2 separate regions of the Homo sapiens genome follow, and region 2 is linked to region 1. Evidence: chromatin loops called from intact Hi-C (ENCODE). Cell type or tissue: IMR-90. All regions are shown on one strand. Each heading gives the region's core, and the rest is flanking DNA. Links, peaks and the distances in the headings are about the cores only.

The links. Hi-C counts contacts between places; a loop is a spot of excess contacts. Peaks named below come from ENCODE experiments on the same cell type or tissue, not always from the same donor. Only the 100,000 strongest peaks of a DNase experiment are listed, where the experiment ranks them.
Region 2: it touches region 1 in a loop (2.2-fold over the local background); 1 of 110 quality-filtered maps calls a loop at or near these places.

The regions. Positions count from the first base shown.
Region 1 is chr5:65,188,491-65,193,825 of GRCh38, reverse strand. All of the region lies in intron 21 of ADAMTS6 (ADAM metallopeptidase with thrombospondin type 1 motif 6), which reads left to right. Among named protein-coding and RNA genes, the nearest start is that of ADAMTS6, 290 kb to the left of the region's middle. In IMR-90, for the core only: no CTCF peak of the experiment used is centred there; DNase peaks (open chromatin) are centred at 1,305 and 3,295; H3K27ac peaks cover 2,646 bases.
Region 2 is chr5:65,303,249-65,308,583 of GRCh38, reverse strand. All of the region lies in intron 9 of ADAMTS6 (ADAM metallopeptidase with thrombospondin type 1 motif 6), which reads left to right. Among named protein-coding and RNA genes, the nearest start is that of ADAMTS6, 180 kb to the left of the region's middle. In IMR-90, for the core only: no CTCF peak of the experiment used is centred there; DNase peaks (open chromatin) are centred at 1,303 and 2,443.

The DNA.
Region 1 (5,335 bases), core at 860-4,859:
GATTTTGGCTGTACTTTTTATTTTGATCCCCTGCAATAATGCAGCATTAACCACTTTTGCTTCTGAAACTGTTCTTTATAATTATATATGCTAAATAAAGAAGAAAATAATTTATAGTTCAAATGGAAGCACATGTTAGTCTTTGAGATCACATTGTCCAATTACTTTCCAGAAAGATTGTGTGAATCTATATTCCGATTAACAGTCTATGAGAATGCCATTTTCCTGGAAGTGAACAACAGTCGTTATTATTATTTTAAAAATAATCTTTCATTATTTTATAGGGGAAAAGCCCTGATATCTAATTGCTGTCTTATTTTGCATATATGGGACTGCTGATGGGACTGAACATTTAAAAATTATGTTTAGTGGCTGTTTGTACTACTTCTCTTTTGCCTTTTATCATCATGGCCTGTCCTATTGAACTACTTATCAATACTTCTATTGAAGTATTTATTATTTTGTTATTGATTTGAATGAACTCTTAATGTATTAAGGATATGAACTCTTTTATCTGTGTTCTGAATATTTTTTCCTAGTTTGTCGTCTATTTTCCATGTTATTTATGGTGTTTTGATCTATTTTTACTGATAAAATTTAGAAAATCTTATTTAAGAAAGCTGTCAAACCTTTATTTCTTCATTGGTACACTGTTTAGAAAGGTCTTCCCCACTCTTATACTTTCAAAGTTTCTTTTTTTATTTTTAATGTAAACATTGATCTATCTGAAATGTTTTGCCTGATTTGAGGAAGGGATCTATACTTATTTTCAATCACGATTGTTTTCCCTATACCATTAGTTTAAAATTCTAAATCGTATTTTTTATCAGAAAGTATTTTTTCAAATAATGAAATATTTCAAATGTCTTTAGTTATATTGAGAGAATTTATAAGTACAGTATACAAAAAGGGAGAACAGTAAGATTTGTCCTTATAGAGAAAATGACGGAGGACTAGGAAAAATAGACAAAACAGGCATTGATAGAGAAATAATATTATGTTTATTTGGAAGACTTTGAAGACCCAGAGGAGTCCTTGCTGGGGAAAGTTATCATGTTCATAGCAGCAACTCTTTTTATAAGAAAGAGTATAGTAGTCAAGGTAGTAAAGTGACTATGAATGAAAGTAGTGGGATCCATGACATAGCCTTAAATAACTGGAAAAAAAAAAAAGGAAAGGAATTAATATTAAAGGATATGATTGGTAAGAAGCTAATCCCCAACCATAAGAAAAAAAAATAAGTTGGAATCCAAAGAGAAAGGCTGAGTTAAGTTTTTACCATGCCGTGTTTTAATAGCAAGAGTATTTCTGCATATGACCTCATGTGAAGAATCCTTGAGTGATAAATATTATTCCTGTATGATACTGTGGTTTTTAAAATTGTGAAAACCAGAGAGGTGAAAACAAGAGAACTATTCATTTTAATAATATTGTGACCAAGAATTTAAAAACATTTATTAATCAACTTCAAGTTGGAAGACACTGTACTTTGGGAGAAATGGTTCTCTTTCCTGAGGGTAATCTAATTGGGCAAATATATACAAAAATAACTACAGTACAAGACAAAATCTGTTAAGTACAATAAGAGAGTTATAAGCAAAAGTGCTGAAGGAAACTTAGGGTGGGAAGAGATTAATTTTTATCCAGTGGCTAGGTTTTATTTAATTGGTATATTTTAAGGTATAATGTTTAATAACCATTATTCTGAGTCATTGGACCTCACCCATGGACAACTGTCATCTCTTATTTTAAGCTTAGAAAAAAATTCATTAGAGTCATCTATAAAACTCCAAAATTTAAGACCTAGGAAGAATCATAGAAATTATTTAGGTCCACTCCCATCATTTCACAGACTGAGGTATGCTAATATCCAGTGATGTTTTTTCCATTACATCAGACATCACCAGCTTGGTAAGGTACAAATCAAATGTCTGGTGGCACTTTGATACATCTAATTTTGCTTGCTTCATTGACACATTCTCAGTTGCTACAACTTCAGAGATGTTTATTATGTTGATTTTTAAAAATTTAGAAAAACCTTGACTGTATAATGTTTAGGGCATACAGTGTTCTGCTTAATATTAGTTTCACTTTCCAATTAGCTGAGAAATGAAAAAAAATTCTTTTTATTTTTTTAACAACTTTTTGTTTTGAAATTTTTTTAAGTTAATTTAAAATGTAGGAAAGTTTTTTATCTTTGTAAGTAGACAATAATTTATATAAATGAATTTCTCTTTGAGTAAAGATATTATTGTCAAATTCTGAAGATTTTTACAATTTTGCTATGTTGTGTTTGTAAAAAGAGTTGATGATTAGACCCTTGACTCTGGGACAAAGCCTAGGAAATCTCTCTCTTAATCCTAATATTTAATATCAGTTTATTTTCATATGCTCTGCCATTTTCCTTTAAATTAAAAAGCAAAAACAATATTCTGGTTTTATGATGATTATTTCTTCAAAAATATTCTGGTTTACCAAGGTTGGGGCAAATTTTTTATACTGTCTCTCTTATTCCCTTCTCCAAATTATACTATTTTTTGTAATAATAAGAGATCGGGACTGTAGGTCAGATTACAGAGGCTGCAGCAAGCCACTCTTATTTCAGACACTCGAACATGAATCCCACTAATTGTTAATGTCTAATAGCTATGAAGGACTTGTGAAGATAAAGACAATTTGTGTATTGGGAAAAGCTCAGAAAGAAACAGCCCCAGAATTGTTCCAGCTATAACGATTCGGCAATTTATATTCCCAGAGAGAATTTCTGTATTCATGTTTTTGCCACCAAGTCTAGAGGAGGGAAAGAAGACAGAGAAAGAATGCCATCAGAGGGTCAAATACGTGGAGAAGGAAGACAAGGGAAAGCAGTATGTCTTAAACTAGATGGGAGAGTGGAGAAACTGAGACAAGCAGATGCAGTGGTAGAATTGCAAAACTGTTTAAATAACTAGGGTGTGATTTAATCCTTCAGAGAGACATGGGAAGGGATGATACGATGAGCAATAAAGATGCAACAGGGACTGAGTGTGAAGCCTGAAATGAGAGTTAAAGTCAGAAAGGAAATTGGGAGGGTGATTAATACTTCTGATTTCATATATTCCAAGTTAAAGGCTAGAGTGATACATCTAGGTTAAGTTTCTGAGGAGAGATGGAATGGAAGAGGGGACAAAGAATAAAAAGACAGAGGTGTCCCTGACCCTTTGCAACACTTCTGAATCATTGTGGTTACTCGGGACACCTGTGTTTAATTTGAAGGCCTCCATCCCTCTTACATTATGAGAACTAATGAGATCATGGCTGGAGGTTGTGTGACTGAACTTTTTGTGACTGTAATACACATTTCTGTTTTATCCCCTAATCTTGGTGATGAAATCACTGTTGCAAAGTTGAATCAGAGTTTCACTATGGCTGGCATGCAAGTATTATTTTCAGTACACATTTTCCTCCTTACCAAAAATGGTACTAACAACTGGGGATCATGTTCATCTGTGGAAAACAGAAAGGAAAGAATATGAAAATTACTTTAAATCTCCCTTGGAAAATGACTTAGAAAAAATGTTTGTGTCAGATTTTTTAAATTCAAAATTAAATCATCATTCTTTAAATGAATTTTAGGCTGAAAATTTGTAGATGTTGATAAAATATAATTTAAATTTGAAAAACTGGCTAACTATATTTCTAAATGCTGGTTTTCTTTATAAGTAAAGACAATACGAATAATAATGAACAAAGGCCAGTGTTGGCTTAATGCAGTCTCAAATTTAGGATACTAGTACTCTGACTTCACTAAAGTATTATCTTCCGTATACAAAACTGGCACAATGGAGCTATGCTCACAGAAACAGTGAGAAATTTGCTCTTAAGCTTTCCATATTCTTCTCTCTTGGGAGTCTCCCACCTAAAAGCATGAGCATGTTCATTGAGAATAACTGCATGATTTATAATTATGGATTGAAGAAAATGTCTTGTGATCCCGTGCTTGTAACCTATATTTTACTATTCAGCAATGTTAAAATGAATTTCGATTGAAATAGCAATCAATGGGGAATCCAGTCCTGATTCCATCATTGCTCTTTTCACGATTTTGGAGAACTGTTTTCCTAACACTGGATCTTACTTTCTTCTATAAAACAAAGCACAATGCCTTGAACGTAGTAGACATTCAGCAAATATTTAATAAATGAAATACAATATGTCAGTCAAGACCCTTGTTTCAGATAACAAAACTTCAACTTGAGCTGGCTTCAGCACATAAGATTTACGTAACACAGCTGAGGGAAGTGTAAGGGGGAACCTAGCTTGAGAAATGGCTGGAATCAAGGACTCACACACCACCCAGGCTTTCTAGCTCCTGTGCATTCTTTGAAATCAGCTAATTTCACTTGACAGGGAACCCAGCCACTGCAGCTCTGAACTCATCATCTTATGCACCTTTGTGACCAGAAAGGAAAGGGTCCCTTTTGCTCCAGTTGAGATATAAAAATTCTAAACCAGAATTCTCATTGATCTGATTTAGATCATGAGTTACATCCCTTAGACTAATTAATGTGTCCAGAAGAGTGAATCCTGCAGAAGTGTTGCAAAAAAAACAAAACAAACCACAAACCCCCTGAAATTATGTATGTGAAAGTTTATGACTTTAGGGTAAAGGTGTAGTATACCTACAAATGTGAGACATGTTATTTTTTTCTAAGACATTTGCATTTCTTTCCACATTAGCTGTGTAGAAGCTGTTTTTAGGAGCCAAAAGGTTGAAACAAGAGATCTGCCTGTTTTCATAGAGCTAGCTCAGAGCTCTGCTCTTGCCGAAGGTGTTTTAAGACTCCCATGTTCTCAGGATGGATACCTGGTCTTCTCTGTCCTTGTAAGGACATTCACATCCTATCTTCATAGAGGTTTATTTCTAGAAATTGAAAAACAAATCCTCAGCTTCCTTAGAGTGGTTTTAGCATAAAATTTTTAATTATGGGAGAACCTGCCTCAATGTGATAATAATAAAAATACCTACTATTTCTTGTTTGTTATATGACAGACACTATGTTAGAAGCATTCAGTGGTGTGCTGGAGCCAGCTAGTATTGGTTCATAGGACCCTATTATTAGCATATCTTCTCCTGTTCACCTTTAGTATATCAAGCTGGTAGCTTGAAATTGGCCATAGTGAGGTTTTTACACTACAAAAATTGGCAAATGCCACAAATCAGAACTCCCCCACCCCCTGCCATAGGGAGCCAGTGGTTAAACATTTATTAGCGCATCACTGGGAGCTTTATATATATGACCTTATTTAACCCTCGTGACAATTTTTTATGAGATTGATCATTGTTATCCTCATT
Region 2 (5,335 bases), core at 905-4,904, 110 kb before region 1:
AATAAATAGAATGTCTTTTTTTCCCTTATAGTGGAATAGCTGCAATTCTTAAGATCCTATGTTATTTAAAATTATGTTTAAAAGTATTACTTGCATATGAAAAAAATTGATTACCAGCCAGTTTCCAGTTCACAATTTTATAGTTAGTTTTCCTACAGAAATTAAATGATTAAAGGTTTCGATCAAACCTAACAGAACAAACATAATTGCATCATTTTTTCCTTATAAGTCACACTCCGCTAGCACTGTCTTCTCTATTTCTTTGGCCTTGACCTGGCATTTTTACATGGAGCACAATGCATAGGCACCAGTAGTTCTTAACAAAAGCACACATAACCAAATAACACTCCAGTGAAGTACCTAGACTAAAGCAACCATGTGTTCCTATGCTACAGACATAGGCTTTTTATTTTTTTCTTCGAAGTTGGTCTAGTTCCCAGTACCCCCTGCTGTATAACCAACAGGGGTCTAGTTAAAGCAAATTATGTTAACTAATGAACTAAGCACATTATATCCAATTCACATTATGAGAACTTTACTAGTTTGGTCTGGCATCAGAGCTTAGATAAAGATTCAGTCAGGAAATTGTCAACATCATGGAAGTCCTGTGGATTGCTGTAAGTGTATGTCCCAGAGGTTGGAGAACAAGGGAGGCTGCGACTTTAATACCCCAAAGTCAAATGGGATCCTTGCTTAAAAAGAAATGAAGTACTGGCCAGGACCTCAGAGTCTCAGGAGCAAGGGAACTAGACAAGTGGTTTAGTTTCTCAGACTGGGATATAAAAGAGTGTCTTGTTCACAAGAAACAGGACCAGAGCCTAACTACTAGAATTCACTTGAAAACTGGAATAGAACTGGACCGACAACATGCCATATTTTAATGCTGCTCTACAAAGCTAATGACCTCCATCCCTTTAAATTCTCTCTAACAATGAATGAAATTGGTCCCTGATCCCATGAGCAGAGTGGAGCCTTGCTGTATATGTGAATTGTATAACTTCAGTATGGTAATTGCAGGAACAAACGGGCAGAAAAAAGGGCAAAGTTCATCATAGTGAAAATGGAATTCATGGCAGATCCTCTGGATCCTACGTTTTATAAGAGACTGTTGATTAGGTCTGCATTTTAACCTCGTGAGTCTCCTCAGTTTATCCAAATGAAATAAATCGACCTCCACTGAGATTCAGTTCACTTCACTAAACCTCTAAGCCTTCATCACCAATTGTTAGACTGTTTATATGCTAGGTACAGTGAATAAAATGAAATATAAAACATACTTTTTGCTCAGTGGGATGACTAGTAAAAATGGAATTCAGTGTCAAGCTATACACATAGGCTTAAAAATTTATTATTAACAGCCACTTTGGAAGACACTTTGGCAGTTTCTTATAAAACTAAGCATACTTGTAACATAGGATCCAGCAATACTTAAATGTGGAAATCAAACTATTAACGATTTCAGAAGATAATATGGAAGTAAATCCCCATGACCTTAGGGTAAAGAAGGATTTTTTAAATAAGACATAAGGAACATGAAATGTGTAATTAACCAGTTCAACCACATTAAAATGAAGAGTTTAATCAAAAGATACCATAAAACAAACAGCACAGTGGAGGAAAAGATATTTGCTACTGTGTTACAGTCAAACACATTTAACTGACACAGTCCAGTTTCAAGAATATATAAAGAACTACAAATTAATAAAATCAAATACTCCAATAGAAAATATGCAAATAGTTGAACACTTTACAAAAGAAGGCATCTGAGATGTCAATAAGCGTATAAAAAGATGTTCAACCTAATTAATATTCAGATAAAGGCAAATTATACCTACTATGTTTGGCACAAATTAAGAAATCTGAAAATACTAAATATTGGTGAAGATGTGGTGCAGATAGGATTCTTACACACTACAGGTGAGAATGTAAATTGGTGCAATCACTTTGACAAGCTGTTTGGCATTGTCTAGTAAATTTGAAATGTTACACAACTTATGACCCAAAAATCTATTTTGCACATCTATCCTAGAGCAGTGATCCCTGGGATGTCTGAGGCATTTTCAGATCAAAGCTAGTTTCACAATAGTACTAACACCTCATTTGCCTTAAAAAAAAATTATATTGATATTTGCACTGATTGTGCAAAAGCAATTGCGGGAATAAATGCTGACACCTTAGCATGAATCAAGACAGCCATGCCAGTATTCAGTGTGTTTGTAACTCCCATACACTCACAATAAAACCCATGCCATTTTCACTTAAGAGTGTCCTTGATGAAGCAGCAAAATTATTAGTTTTATTAAATCACAACCTTTGAGTTCATGTCTTCTTAATAGTCTATGTTACTCATTACTGCTGCATGAATGCTGGCTACATGATATTTCTGGGTCAGAGGCAAAAGATGTTATTACAGTACAGCAAGCATCATAAGCATCAACATATTTACATTGGTTCCCCTTGGCCCCAAATTCCACAAGGGTGACACAATATGGGCCATATAAATGCTGCACACGCAGTGAGTTTGCATTGCAACTGAGAAACACAGAGCTTAAGGAATCTACCACTTTTATGGCAAGTAATAAGTTAACCTGTTCGTTGTCCAAGAGGAGAGATGTTACCTCATCTCTGAAAATTACCCGGACAAATGGCCTGAGTAAAAGAACAAGTGATCAGGCACCTGCAGCAAGATGTGGAGGATCACAAAAGGCCCAAGGACGACTGTCTCTCCCAATATGTATCTGTCTCCATGTGTGCCTGTGTGTGTGTGTGTCCATGTGTGCATATGTGTGTGTCTGTCTCCATGTGTGCATATGTGTGTGTGTGTCCCTCTGACTTTTTCTCTGTCTCTGTGTTCGTGTTCCTAAAACCCTCCACAAATGAGAATCATTAACTCAAGGTAATCTGAAATGTTTACTAAACACATAAAACTGGCAATGAAGATATTCTCTTGTTACCCACTGTTCATCCATTGGGGTGGGCCCGAGGTTTGCCAACACTCCTTTGTTCTTGTTTTTGTTCTTCTTTTTTTAAATTATTATTTTTGAAACTCAACAGCAGAGAGTTGAATTAGTTTTCTTTTCTCTCTATTTATCTATACTTAGTTCAAGGCACAGCATCATTATCAGTATCAGTTCAAGCAGGGACCCTTCTTGTTTAATACCTGTTATTAGTTTTTATATTTCTATAGTCCCACTTATCCCCTCTCATAGACAGCTACTCAGATAAATTTGATATGTATATTTGAATCCCTATGTATCCTCGTAAAATATTGCAGGTTGTTTTGCATGTGTGTTTACTTTTTACTTTTTAAGTTTGAAATGATTTCACATTTACAGAAATATTGCTATAGTAGAAAGATTAACCATGTGTTCATTACCCAGATTCAAAAATAGTAAAGATTTTGCAACCCTTGTTTTATCTTTCTCTATTTATATGTCCATAATATTTTTCTGATCTCTTTGAGAGTAAGTTGTAGACATTATATCCTTTATTCCTAAACATTTCAGCATGTATTTCCTAAGAACAAAATATATTGTCTTATATAGCTGTCATACAATGGTCTAATTAGAAAGTTTGACATTGATACACTACTGTTATCTAGTATACAGTTCATACTCCAATTTCATTTATTGTCCCCAGCAATGTTTGTTTTCTGTAGCATTTTTTTTCTCCCTAATCCAGTTTCCATTGCATTTACTTGTTATCTTTTGAGTATTTAATCTGGAATAATTCTTCAGACTTTTTTGTTATTCAAGATTCTGTATGTAACTTTTGTTTACTTATGTGGTGTAGTGCTAAAGATCTTGTTCCCTTTCTTAATTTTTTTTTGCTGTTTTTAAGATCCACTCATATAGGCCAGATATGGGGGCTCACGCCTGCAATTCCAGCACTTTGGGAGGCCAAGATGGGAGGATCACTTGAGCCCAGAGTTTGAGATCAGCCTGGGTAACATAGAGAGATCCCGTCTTTATGAAAATTTAAAAATTTTCCAGGTTTGGTGTTGCAGACCTGTGGTCCCAGCGACTTGGGAGAATGAAGTGGGAGGACTGCTTGAGCACAGGAGGTCGAGGCTGCAGTGAGCCATGATTGCGCCACTGCACTCCAGCCTTGGTGACAGAGCCAGACCCTGGCCCCCTTGCACCAAAAAAGATCCACTCATATTAATGTGTAGACATCTATCTTGTTTGTTGCTTCTAACTTCTGCTTAGTATTCCACAGTATACATCTGCCAAAAAAGAAATGTATTTTATACTCCAGCCTGAACGTCCTATTACAGGGATCTTTTGAAGCTGATGTCATGAATGTCAGTTGTAAACTTAACATTGTACTTTGTGTCACTGTAAGTGAACTATTTGACATTGCCAGATCATTTCTGGGATTTCTTATGTTTGAAATGTAGATTACAGAAGTATATATTCTCTTAGATGACTAAAACCTAAATCCTTGAGACAACTATCTGCATCTAAATCCTTGAGATAACTATCTGCATCTGACACCTAAACTATAAAGATTGTTAATTGAAATAAAACTCAGGATTTTCTCCTTCAGTACTTGAGTTCATTGGTTTTAAAATCTGTTGGCTTACATACATCTGATTTTTTAAAAATCATGTACCTTATTGTGTATTTTTCAGTTGATGTCCAAAATTTTTCTTTTTATGACTAAGTAATTGCAAAGGATAGAATTTCCAGTGTTGCAGATATTGTTATTTAAAAATAGAATTGATATATCCCTCTCTTAAGTATATGCAGTTTAATCTAAATGCCATAGCAATTAGGTAACTACCATTATGCATTTAAAAAATACATGAACTGGCTCTATAGTCAAAATTTATATCATTTTCCCCTCTTTTAATTCAATGTGCTCATTCCCCTTTAGAACTTTATCTTAATGTATATTTTAATATATCCTAATATATTTTAAAAGATATTTTATGCTTAAGAGTATTTTTAAATTATATACTGTATTATATATCTCTACAGCAAAAACATGTATATGAAAGTTTATTAATTTGTTTCTATGATCAGAAAGAAAATTTTCTTCTGGATTTAATGTTCGTTACATTACAATAATTATTAGTTTCAGTGACTGATTGGAAGAATATATACATATTACAAATTTTGATAAATAAATACATAAGTAAAGTTTTTATTAGAAGACATATCATTAATTGGATGTATTTTTTCAATTATTGCATTTATCTCTGTATTGCTATAATGAGGCAGGATTTCAGCATCAATTCAATTTCTATAGATGTGAATGCTGAGAAAATTTGTTCACATAAGAAGTAGACAGGGATAAAAGGAGTTTATTATAGAAATACCACTCAACTCTT